Linked DNA regions of Mus musculus: region 1 is linked to region 2. Evidence: chromatin contacts called from ENCODE Hi-C or POLR2A ChIA-PET data. All regions are on one chromosome and are shown on one strand. The core of a region is the stretch at or near the end of the contact, and the rest is flanking DNA. Distances in the headings are between cores, read along the strand shown. Region 1 holds the start of Mtres1 (mitochondrial transcription rescue factor 1). Region 2 overlaps Scml4 (Scm polycomb group protein like 4).

Evidence for each region. Hi-C counts contacts between places; a loop is a spot of excess contacts on that map. ChIA-PET counts read pairs that join two places held with the same protein, here RNA polymerase II (POLR2A).
Region 1: a loop to region 2 is called in a map of heart, with 4 times the contacts of the local background. The contact joins the promoter of Mtres1 here to the enhancer-like site in region 2. A Hi-C loop is called at or near these places in 1 of 37 maps with a recorded cell type or tissue (heart). POLR2A ChIA-PET finds 5 or more read pairs at or near these places in 1 of 5 experiments (Patski).

What each region holds. Positions count from the first base shown.
Region 1 is chr10:43,537,494-43,544,001 of GRCm38, forward strand. Mtres1 (mitochondrial transcription rescue factor 1) reads right to left here and starts at 3,525. Exons shown (of 4, transcript NM_026411.2): 1 at 3,447-3,525.
Region 2 is chr10:42,956,015-42,962,574 of GRCm38, forward strand. Scml4 (Scm polycomb group protein like 4) reads left to right here. Exons shown (of 9, transcript NM_172938.3): 8 at 1-20; 9 at 1,605-4,768. The coding sequence ends at 1,730. Among named protein-coding and RNA genes, the nearest start is that of Gm5079, 32 kb to the right of the region's middle. Within about 2 kb of position 2,092, at least 2 of the 3 ENCODE cell types and tissues checked have a DNase peak (open chromatin) inside an H3K27ac peak, as active enhancers do; they include heart, where a contact is called at or near this core.

The DNA.
Region 1 (6,508 bases), core at 2,275-4,774, 580 kb after region 2:
TCACATACACAAACATACTCACTCTCTTCACTCACACACACACACACACACACACACACACACACACACACAATTTCTTTTCCTTTTGTATGGCCTCCTGACGGTCCCAGATCTTCTGCCATCCTTATCATTTGTCCCTTTCCAGATTCTGGTAGCGCCAATATGTCTTTTGCCTTCGCACCCCCACGCCTCCCTTTTGAGGTAAGGTTTCATGTATTCTAGGCTGCTTTAAACTCACCATGCTAGCAAAGGCTACTTCCGAACTTTTGCTCCTCCCGCCTTGGCCTCTTGTACTGGGTTTACAGGTATGGATTACGATCCTTGTCCACCTGAGCAGAGTCAGTACAGAGGACCCGTGACTGCTGTTTGTAGTAAGGCCTGCTGCCAACCCTGTGCTGACTAGTGACTGTGAAACTGGACTTCAGCAGAGTTCCCCACATTCTCCAAACTTAAGTGACTCACTCTACTGAGACTGTGATCTGCTTCACACTGAGCACTTAGCTTTTCTCCTAGAAGCCTGCCCTAAGTTGCTGTGGAGGAATTCCACGCTTCCTGCATGATCCCAAGGCAGACTTGTAGATAACACCAGGCCTGGCTTCCTTCTTTTTGCCCATGTCTCTCCCTTTTCCTTACTTTGCATCATAAACCCACAATGTAATAAATCATAGCTGCGGGTATGGCTATATGCTGAGGCCCACAGACACAATGTCTAACTAAGTGTCTGACATGACCAAACCCAGAACCAAACACGTGATATCAGACCTGCTGAACCTGGAACCTTCTTCATTTTAGTTAATGTAACAGCATCTGCCTGGTGACTCAAAACAGAAGCTAGTGGCTTTCCTTTCTTTCTTTTCAAGGCAAGGTCTTGTTATATAGCCCTGTTGTCCTTCAGTTCACAGCCTCCCCGGGGCTCCCACACTTTGGGATTACAAGCACGTCACACCATGTCCCGCTTCTCATGACTTTCCACTGCCTTGCTTTGAGACAGGGTCTCAGGTAGCTCAAATTCTCTAGGCTGCCTTGAAACTCTTCTGCCTCCAAAGTGCTGGTGACTGGAGACTACAGGTGTCCACTCCTGGACAGTTTTCTTCTTCTTTTTTCGAGACAGGGTTTCTCTGTATAACCATGGCTGTCCTGGAACTCACTCTGAAGACCAGGCTGGCCTCGAACTCAGAAATCCGCCTGCCTCCCGAGTACTGGGATTAAAGGTGTGCACCACCACGCCCGGCTTCCTGGATTATTCATGTTAATTACTGTTGTTTGTATACATGGTGTATATAAGTCGTCTCTCTCTCATCTTGGCAACACATCTGGCTTTCTGGCATGGGTTTCAGGGAGTGAATACGACTTCAGGTTTGGCATGGTAAAAGTTCAGGCCAGCATGAACTACCAGGCAAGACTATAAAAGCAGCTCCCCCAAAGCATTCAAAAGAAAAAAACACTCCTGGGCCTGGTGGGGCAGGGTGATGTGACGGATCAATGGCTGCTTAGGCCAGAGTGTGGCCGAGGCCAGCCTGGTTAACTCAATGAGAGCCTGTTTCACAGAATTAAGAAAGGTGCTACTGTAAACCCGGTCCAAAAGTCCATGGCTGGGAAGATCCTGGGGAACCTGTTGTTGGTTTGCTACACAAATATGGTGTCAAAGTGCCTTCTACATATACACCCAGAAGTTAGCTTTAAAAAGCTTCTCTTTGCAGTGGGCATCAGTTAAAGTATAAACTGATTAAAGTACGGGGACTTACGTGCTCAGCCCTAAATGAGACAGCTACACCACACCCTCACACACAAAACCCAAACTAAACAAAACCTGAACAGTGACAACCGTGTCTGTCTTACTTGGTCAGCTTCAGCCCCTGCCGCACTGACACTAGTCTTCATGGTCCTTACACACAAGCAGCTATCCTTAAAGAGTGTTTTCCATGGCTACAACTGATTTAGAGCTGGGGTGATTATAAAGGATAGAGATTTTTTTTTACTCATGCCTCTAGAGTCTGGGAAATTCAAGTCAACTGCCTCTAACCCTCTTCTCCCCTTAAACAAACTCCCCTTCCCTTCTGCCCTTTAGAAGCTGCCATTTGGTGAAAGGACTTCTTGCTGCATCACAAGGTGGAAGATAAGGATGGTGTAAGCATGCCAGAGAGAGCTTGTTTTCATAACAAAGCCACGTACTCCCTTAATACCCACTAATACCGACTGTCCATTCTTCAGAAAGAACCTTCATGGCCCTGCTCTTCCTAAAGGTACTGCACCAAATTCCTAACACATGAAACTAGGGGGACACATTCTGGACAAACTAGGGACCTTTGTTCCAGACAGGCCTAGAACACTCTCACTTAGGTATCTGCAAGGAAACTCACCTTCAAGTCTAGACTCAAACACATCCCCTCAGCGGGGCCTACCCATTCCATTCCAACTATTCCAACGCAACTCCACCTTGCCAATCGGTCCCCTTTACCACACTTACCCCACCCCCAGAGCTAATCACAGGCTGCTGTGTAATTTACCAGATGCTGTCTGCATGTGCATACACTCCACAAGACTAGACTTCTTCTTCATCCCTGTTTTATTTATCTCACGTGCACAGAAATAGTGCCTGGTAATTAAAAACTTGCAGAAGCTAGGAACGCTGTTGCAAGCCTATAATTCAAGCATCTGGGAAAGAGGCAGGAGCTCACGTGTTCAAGGACATCGTTCACTATAAAAGTAAGAAGCCAGTCACAACGAGGCCGCCTTAAAAAAGTCTTATAGACCTAAGTCTGGAGGTCACCCAGACGGCACGAGAGATACAGAGAGTTTTAGTAGGAAAGTAACCCGGCAGGAGTCCATATGAAAAAATCTCCTTGACGGCAGTTTGCATTAGAGATGACTAGGAAAGAAAGCCCGTAAGGTTCGTTTCGGGTGAGATTTCTATAAAGCTATAGACTCTATAACGAAGGCTAAGACTGGCAGAAGAGCAGTGTTTAGGATACACAGGCAAAGCTGTCCTTGACCTGCACTACGCTGGGAGTGGATCCACGTTCCTTAGCGTGTCACCGCTCTGTAAGACCCGGGCCTGGCCTCCAGTTGGTTGGGTCTACAGCTACGAAACCCTTCCCTTCTGCGGACGTCGGAAGCGGACTTCTACACAAGATCGAGTTCCCCTGGAGCCCTCCCATCCCGAACCTTCCCCAGGTCCCCCAAGGTCAAAGGAAACTGGACACTCCCACGCCGCCCAGCCCCGAGTCAGTGTGTCTGCAGCTTGCTGCACCCAAGTCCGGGGACGCACAGCCTGGGCCAGCTTAATTCCCACGGTCCCGGGGTTCGAGAGGCGTCCCTAGGCAACCCCAACTCTGCGGAACGGGAAGGGTTCGCAGACACGGCCGGAGCGCCGCAGGGCAGAAGCCAGCCGAGGGCGAAGCGCCCGGCGAGGGGCTGAGCCGGCGGGCCAGTAGGGGCGCACTCACCTGCGCAGTCCGCTGGTCCCTCCCCGGACCGCGCCGACCGCAGGCGGGAGCCACCTCCGCACCTGCCCCGCCTCTTCCGCCCCAGCCTACGCAGAGAGTGGACCCCTAGGCGCATCTGAGCACGGTGGTGGCCTCACAGCGTCCCCTGCTGGACGCGGCGCCTTGGAGGACCACGCTGTTGAGGTCGGGGTGTGGGGAAGTGAGGTGGGGGGGGGGGGGGGGGGGAGAGGGGACGTGGGAGGCCCATCCCAGGCCCGCTGAGCTTGGCAGCCAGTTCCAGAAGAATTTGGTTTGGAAGCAAAAGTTCTTTCTCTCGAATAGCCAAAGCCCTGAACTTCTTAGTGAGTTATAGATGTTGTCTCCAGAAAACTGTCTTAACATCACAGAATATAAGAGTTTACTTCTAACCCGTCCGTGTGTAGGTGTATCGCTGTAATCCCAACACTGGAGAGACCGAGGTAGGAAGAATGGGGGTTCAAGGTTTTCCTTGGGTACATGACTAGGAAGTTCGAGGCCAGGCTGAGCTACAAAGAAATAAATATAAATGGGAATAAATAAAATACCTCACATTGGGTGTGATCCTATCATTGGGGGAGTGGAGGCAGAAAGATCAAGTAAGTCACTTGACCTGTCTTTGGCTACATAACAAGCTTGAGACCAGCTTGGGTTACATGAAACCCTGTCTCAATATATCAACCCCTGACCCCCCACCCCCCAAAAAAAACTAAGTCACACCGTTTTCGTTCAGTTTTCTTGCCATGCCAGAAGTGATTGGACAGGGGTTAGAGTCTAGGAAAACACGGTTTAGTGGAACCAGTGAAAACAAACCTTGGGAGTCAGATGGAATATAGCCCAGACACTAGAGTACAGTCAGTTTCACAAAAGTTGTTTTTTTGTTTTGTTTTGTTTTGTTTGTTTGTTTTTAAAACGTAAATACTTTTACGTGTATGAGTGTCTTTGCCTGCATGTACCATGTGCCTCTATGCTGAAGGAGGCCAGAAGAGGGCATTGCATCTCCTGGGACTGGAGTTACAGATGGTTGCTAACCACCATGCAGATGCTGGGAATGGAATCTGGCTCATCTGGAAGAGCAGCCAGTGCCCTTCCCTCTGGAGCCCAGGTTTAGATATGTTTGCGTTAACGTTTGTTGGGATATATGCTGTATTAAACGAGAAGTAGCCTTCCTGATTTTCTTCTTTTTCAGACGTTTCCCTTCCAAGTCTGTGAGCTCTGTTCCCCGCCTTTTCATTGATGCTCCTTTCTCCTAAGTTGGCACAATAGTTTCTTGATTGTGTTTGTATAAGAGGAATGCACAACTACAAATTGTTTCAAATGCTGAAATGATACATCTACACGGTTGACATTGTGAGATCAGGAGGGATACACAGTTGCATTTACTTGTAGGTCAACACCTGCCATCATGTTTGACCTAGGGAACTCAGGTCTTTTAGTCTTGGCAGCGAAAGCCTTTATCCTTTGAGCCAGTTCACCACCCCTTGGGAAAAAATTTTTTAAAAAAATTAAAAAGATTGCAGGGTATGGTAGCCCATGTCTTTAGTTTTAGCATTTGTGAGGCAGAGGCAGGCAGATCTCTGTGGGTTTGAGACCAGCCAGGTCTAAAAAGCAAGTCTAGAACAGCTAGGGCTCCTTTCACAGAGAAACACTGTCTCAAAAAACAAAACAAAACAAAACAAAACAAAAAAACCAAACAACCAAACCAACCAAACAAAAAATGTTATTTCTGTGGGTGTCTGTGGGTGTGTAGGTCAGAGGACAGCTTGCCGGAGTCTGTCTACTATGTGGGGCCCAGGGATCAAAATTGCATTGCCAGGTCTGGTAGCAAGTGCGTTTACCCACTGAGCCATCTCACAGGGTGAAATCTTTTTAAGATGACATACAGAGGACCAGGAGAGATGGCTCAGTGGTTAAGAGCACTGGTTGCTCTTCCAGAGGATGTGGATTTGATTCCCAGCACACATATGGTGGCTTATACTATCTGTAGCTCCAGTTCCAGAGACCAATCCCTCTTTTGACATGTGAGAGCATCAGGCACACACACACACACAAGCAAAATTAATATTTGAATACACATTTATTTTCTTTATTAATTCTTCAGGTATTGTAGAAAAAACACTTGTTCATAATAATTAGTAATTCTGTAGAAAAGAAAAAATAGTTAATACAAAGGCCTTTATATGTGTAATTTAAAAAATATTTATTTGGGCAGGAGAGATGGTTCAGCAGTTAAGAGCACTGACTGCTCTTCCAGAGGTCCTGAGTTCAATTCCTAGCAACCACTTGGTGGCTCACAACCACCTGTAATGGGATTAATGCCCTCCTCTGGTTTGTCTGAAGAGAGTGACAGTGTACTCAGATACATAATATAAATAAATAAATCTAAAAAATATTTATTTTATGTCTATTCAAATATTATCTCATATAGCTTGACTGACCTTGAACTTGCTCTGTAGCTAAGGATACGCTTGGACTTCTTGTTTTCCTGCCTCCAGCTCTTGAGTTCTACTGTAGGCCAGTGCAATCACACTTGGCTTTTATTTAAAATATACATTAAAAAGAAAAAGCGGGAGGCAGAGGCAGGCGGATTTCTGAGTTTGAGGCCAGCCTGGTCTACAGAGTGAGTTCCAGGACAGCCAGGACTATACAGAGAAATCCTGTCTCAAAAAATCCAAAAAAAAAAAAAAAAGGCCTGGAGGTGTAGCTCAGTGGTAGAGTACTTGCACAGCGTATGTGTGCTCTGGAGTTACTGTAAAAATAAATAAATAGCAAATAAATTAAAAATAAAGCTGGACATGGTGACTCACTCATGCCTATAATTCTAGATCACTTGGGAGGTGAGGCAGTTGAGCCTCTGGGAGTTTGGGGCTAGCTTAGGCTACAGAGTGAGCCAGCCTGGACTACAAAAACCCTGTCTCTAAAAGCAAAACAGGATCAGACAGTGTGGTTCAGTTGGTAGAGTGCCTAGCATGTACAAGACTCTGATTTGAACCCCAGTCCTACATGAGCTAGATATTGCCGAGAGCTGCAAGCCTAAAGGCTGGGAG
Region 2 (6,560 bases), core at 842-3,341:
TGGAGCTCTTCAGAAAGCACGTATGAAAGTAATGGGTCTGAAGGGCGGGCCAGGGAAAGAGAGGCATGGACCGAGGGAGGAGATCGGGATCCTCCAGACGCTGTCACTCTAGACTAAGCTCTAGCAGTGCCCTTAAGTGAGTCAGAGATGGGAGAGACAGAGGCAACCATAGGCCTGGCAGAGGAGAGCCACTGACAGATTTGTGTTTTTAAGGAATATGTTTCTCTTCTGTTCTCTCTCTTGGGCTTTGCCTGATTTTTTGCTAATCCATTCATCCATCATCCATCTATCTGTCCATTCACCCACCCATGCATCATCTATCCACCCATTCACCTACCAGTCTGTCCATCCATCCATCTCTCCATCCATCCATCCATTATCCACTCATTAACTCATCCATCTGTCCAATCCATGCATCCATGCATGCATGCATCCATCTATCCATCCATCCAACCATCCATTTACCCACCAATCCACCCATCTCTCATCTGTCCTTATCCATGTATCTGTCCACCTGTTCATCAATCATCCATCTGTCCATCCATCTACTCACCCACCCATCTACCCATCCATCCATCCACCCACCCACCCACCTGTGCATTCAACAGTCATCTATAGAACCCTGCAATATGCCAGGCAAACTGTGATCCTGTGCTCTTACTGCTTAGACCAGTGGCTTTCAATCTTCCTAATGCTACAACCGCTTAATACAGTCCCTCATGTTGTGGTAACCCCCAATTATAAAATTATTTTTGTTGCTACTTTATAACTAATATTGCTACTGTTATGAATCATGATGTAAATATCTGTGTTTTCCGATGGTGACCCCTGAGAAAGGATCAATCGACCACAAAGGGGTCGAGACCCACAAGTTCGAAACCACTGGCTTAGAGGGTTAAATGAGAAAATGCACATTAATACGTTACATGAGGCCTCACTCATATACAGAGCCTTCACATCAATGTTATAATCACGTAGGCGCTTTTGAAATATACAAAGATAGTAAGTGGGGCAAACGGTAAGAATTACTGTTACCTGCCCAGCTTACGATATTAATTCTGGATTGGTAGTATAACGAATTGCTACAAATCCAGGGTCTTTAGACAAGAGACATCTCTTATCTCTATTTCTGTGGGTCTGGAGCCTGCCTGGATCTCAGGCGTTGGCAGGGATAAATTCGTGTCTAGGTGTTCTAGGGACAATCTGCTTGCCTGCCTTTCTCAGCTTCACGACCCTCTTTAAAGCCAGGATCATCGACCCTGGTCCTCCTCAGGCTGACCTGTCTGTGGCTCTCTCTGTCTTTACCTGGATAGATGACATATACATGAGATAGTAGGAATGCAGGCGAAACTGTCTGCTTCAATCAAACAAGGGCAGGAATCTGAAAGGTGCAAGGTAGCAACTGAGTTTCCGGAGGGGCTGGGAAGACGAGGGCCTCGTAGTTGCTTGCTTTGTTTCCAAGAGCTTTCCCAGAACAAGTAGTATGCGCGCTCTAATCTACTCACCTGTCCTTAAAGTGCCCCTGGAGCACCCGCGGGGCACCCACGGGGCCATAACTACCGTTTGGCTGCTCTGACTGTCCTTTGGCTTTCCCTTCTCTCCAGGAGATTGATGGCAATGCCTTGTTGTTGCTGAGGAGCGACATGATCATGAAGTACCTGGGACTGAAGCTGGGACCCGCACTGAAACTCTGCTATCACATTGACAAGCTAAAGCAAGCTAAATTCTAAAGAGTTGGAAACAAAGCCCCACATCTCCAGGTTACTTCTGCCAGACCAGCATCCGGCCAACATCATGAGTAGACTGTCCTCTTAAACGTCGCAGCCACAACGACTGTGTCTTCTTATAGAACGTGTGCATCCTTGCCTTTTCTAATATTCCTAGTGGCCCCTTTCAGACACTCAACCGTGTGCTAGACTTGTCAGAAAAATCACAAAAAGGCTATTACAGTGTTCCTGACGTGCTGGTCACTCTTTACGGGTGCTATTTGTGCCGCGACAGAGTGGATAACTGAATGCTGTCACACAAGGAGAGCCCTGGAGGGGGCTCACAAAGTCCCTGCAGGGGCTGTGGGGACGCCCCCAGTGGCGGTGGCAACTGCTCCCTGTTCTTGGGACCGATCAGCATGAGTTTCCCTGGACTCAGCCCTGGAAGTTGTCTTCTGATGACCACCTCGCCTTGCACTATCTGGAAAACTTGAATTTTTGTTGCTGTTTTTTTGTCCGTTTGTTTGTTTTTGTTTTTGTTTTCCGCTCTCGAAGAGAAAAGGGAAAGGATGTTTTGGAGCCCTAGCTACTGAAGTCCTTCCTTGCTCCACTAGAGGGCAGACTGCTAACGAGGTTTCGGGATGCACAGACTGCGTGGCCGGGGTAGGGTTTTTATAAGCAAGACCTCGCTTGCACAGGGACAGGGAATGAAGTCCACATTGAGCACCCCAGATTGCCACTTGGGAAGAAATCAGGCTCTGTCAGGCGGGGTCCAGCTCATATCCATTACTTACTGACTTACTCGGTACAAATTCCGAAGCAGCCATCTGCCTAAACAAAGACTGGTGTCCCTTCTCTCCCAGAGTCTCACTGAGGCTCTGATATGACGGCATGCTGAAGAATCTTGGTGACATTTAGCTATGGGTATTTCTTGAAAAAAAGGCGGGGGGCGGGAACTGTCTCGACAAAGTTTGAAATAGGACATACTGATTTCTAGTTTCATGGCTGCGTTCTTAGCTGTGTGTCTGTGGCTAATTTTTCTAGTCTTCAACAAATACGCAGACGTGTTTTTATTGGGTTTAATTCAATTTACAAATAGGTTTTTACTCTTCACTGTGAAGTAATGGGAAAAAATTGATTTTCTACCCTTTGCAGCTGTGTCCAGAGAGGGGGGTGGAGCCAGGGTTTCCTAGGCAGAAGGGTGACCTCTTTACTGCCTATTCTTTATGGAATCCCTCCCCCTTTGTTTATTCTCGATGAATAGAGAACTCATGGGCACAGCCTTTTCCTTAAAGGCACATCTGGGGAAGGTGAGGGTCAAGGATAACCTAGGGTCTCCCTTGACAATAGTATGAATTTTAGAAAGGCACCTTCCCTCAGGCTGCAGTCTGAGCAAGATCTCAGCTGGCAAGTGTAGCCAGACGTCCTGGACTGTAACAAGATAAATGCGGTCTCTCAGATGGATCTACCTATTGTACCAATCAGGTAGAATTTAGGTAAAGAGCACAGGACATACTCCATGCTGTGCTATAAGGGCCCACTTTGATGTTCCCTGTTTGTGGGAGTGTGACATGACCCTGCAAGATCTTTGTTACATATACACGGGTGGTTGGACTTAAGTAAGACAGAGAAGGAGAAAATTGTCCCAGAGCTTCCCACTGAATGGAACTTGATCAGGCTGTGGATGAGCCGGATGTCTGTTATTGCTAGCATGAGGCAGAAATGACCTTGAATTAGACCTTGGAGAGACTCTTTAAGATGATAAAGCAATGAGCGGACTCTGCCTAGAAGAAGATTTTTAACTCTGGGTGCTCGCTGCTGCTCTGAAGTTAGATCCTTGTCTCAGAAAGCATCAGGCAGTTCCCACATACAGAACTGCTTGTGTGAAAGCTTTGAGATTAGACCGGTCACTTCACACAAACGTTTGCCCTTCCCTGGAGGTTCACGGTGCCTCTTCCAGGGACACGGGCTCCTTAGTGAGTGGTGGTATTAAGCTTGCCAAATGTCCTGCCTAAACTTACCCATGTCTCACTGGTGCCCCAAGTTAAAACAAGGCCAAACAAGTCAGGGGAGGCCTCTAATAATTTTTGAAGGAGAGCTAGAACCCAGTTCAAGTCTGTGGAGGAACGGAGCTGTGTCCCCAGACATGATGTCTTATTTCACACGAAGCCTTAAATTAGCTCAATTGTAGAATTCCAGATATTTAAGGTTTGGCCAAACAAAACAAAATAAAACAAAACACCAAGAAGCAATCTCATTAGTCTTGGAATGAGGGGCTGCCACATCACAGAAGGCCCAGCGGAACCAATTCTTCTTGCCTGTTTTTTCATAGAATCTAATTAGTTGACCAAATCAGCATTGCAATACTGCAAGTATAATTAATTTTCATCCCTCTCAAAAATCTTGTCAAACAGCGCAGCTAAATAGCTTCTCAAATGTAAAACATGCAAGGCCACTTCCTCTAAACAGACCTTCCAGGGTCAGACCGTAAGGGTTACCCTGGCCCAGATGAGCAGGACTTGAACTCACACCTGATAGTTCACAGGCTTGCTCTTCCAGCTGCACAGCATTGCTTCAGCTTGGAGTGGATAATGATCACATTTTGCATAATTCCAAATTAAAGAGTGTGGGTGCTCATGTTCCAAACATTTCCAATTACATTTGTCTGTTAAACACTTGGGGGAGGGAGGTTTCAAGAGAGTTCTGTTGCCTAAAGCATTTTAAATGTTTTATGAAACACATTATTCCCTTTGTGAAGATTTTAGATAAAAGATGTGGCCTGTGTGTATGAGTCTGTGTGTGTATTTGTGTATCTCTCTCTGTGTGTCTGTCTGTGCCTCTGTGTGTGTATGTGTCTGTTTATGGGGCTGGAGAGATGACTCAGCAGTTAAGAGCACTGACTGCCCTTCCGAAGGTCCTGAGTTCAAATCCCAGCAACCACACCGTGACTCACAACCCTCTGTAATGGGATCCTATGCCCTCTTCTGGTGTGTTTGAAAACAGCCTACAGTGTGTTTGAAAACAGCTACAGTGTACCCAAATATAATAAATAAATCTTAAGGAAAAAAAAAAAGAGTCGCCACTTTCTGAAACCAGATCACTATGTTTATAAAAAAAAAAAAAAAGGATGTCTCTGTGTGTGTCTGTATGTCTTTCTGTGCCTGTCTATAAACCTGTGTGTGTATATTTGTGTCTGTCTGTGTGTGTGTGTCTATGCATCTCCAGATACTGGAGTTGAAAAATCTAAGAAGTGGTTGTGAGGATAGCAGCTATTGCATGTTCTCAAATATCTTTCCAGCTTTGTAGTGCAGAGGCGCGGCATGGTCTGGTGCGGCATGGTCTGTTACGTGTAGGCATTTCCTCTTATTGTAGCAGGGCCTGTTCTGTGCACAGCTAGATGACCAGAACAGTCCTGGTGCCTAGACTTGTTCCTCTGAATCAGCTGAGTGGAAATGTCAGGACCTGAGGACCTGGATGCCGCAGGAAAGGCCTTACTGGAGAGGCCTCGGCCAGGAACAACTGCCTAAGCGTTTCACTTATGTCTGCCAGGGAGGACATGGGCCTGTTATTTCTCTTCCACAGGATTGCCAATTTTTTCCCCTTTCAGAAATAAAAGAGCAGAGAGAACGCCTCAGCAAAACCTGTGCTCAGAATTGATAACTTGGGAAGAGATGCTGGGCTGAGGGTTTGAGAATCAAACCAGATGAACAAAATTATACACTTCTTAGGAAAACCGTACAATACCGTTTGTGCCCACCGCCCCTGCCCATGACAGCCAGAACCTGATGATGCCACAGAATAATTCTTTAAATTAAAATGGGTTTAAAATTAAATGTATATTCTTTTAGAAGGGTTTGTTGAATCTCTGAAGAAAACTAGAAACACCCAATGTTCTGTTGAACACAGTCATCATTAGAAAGTCTTGAAGGACCTTCTGATCTCTCCCTGAGAACTATTCTAGAGAGAGGATACCTGGAGAGCTATCCCAGTGCATAAGTAACGGGATATGCACTCAAAAGATAACCTACCCCACTTTCCCCAGTGGAGGCAGGCTCGAACTGTTTAGATCATGGATAAAGACATGTTTTGGTTTTTTGCTTTTGTTTTTTACATAAACACACTCAGAGCTGAGTCCCTGCTCTGCTTGTGTGTTGCCACATGATTTTGCTCTGTTCCATGAGAGGTCCAGACTGGGAGCCCCTGGGGGAATCCAGCAGATGTCCAGATGTCCAGAGGCACCAACGGTCCTGCGTCCTTCCATATTGCCAAGTTAGCACCAGCTGCCCGGGAGCCCACTCTGGGCTCTGCAGAGCTAGGGATGCTGGAGCCGCAGCCCCTTTGTGTCTCTCCCTCCAAGGCTTAGTTAGCCTCATCCCACAGGATTCCTTCACGGACAATTGGAAGCTGGGTTTTTGGAAATCTAGTATTTACTTGAAAGAGGATCACTCTTATTTACTGCCACCAGTTAAAGATTAGGGCAACATGTCTGCTAACAATTTGCTTTGTGTAATTTTGTTTTAATGCTAATAAGCAACAGCTGGGACACTTCCTGTGGTAACTTCCTCTGTGGCTACAGTACAGTCAGCACACAAGACTGCACCAAGTGCTGCACTTACGAGCACACACTGGTCTGGAGACGCTGTGCTACGCAGCCAGCTGTACATTTCCCTAAGCTGTGCCCCTGGCCAACCTGCTAGACTTCCTACCTGAGACCTTGGGCTTCTTGGCACACTTACCAAGACACCGTTTCCCAGGCCAGCTGCCATTGGGACCAGGAGTTGATACTGTGACACAGGATGGCAGAACAGGAAGATGACAAAGAAGAAGAGGGCGGAGAACTGGCTTGGCAGTGAC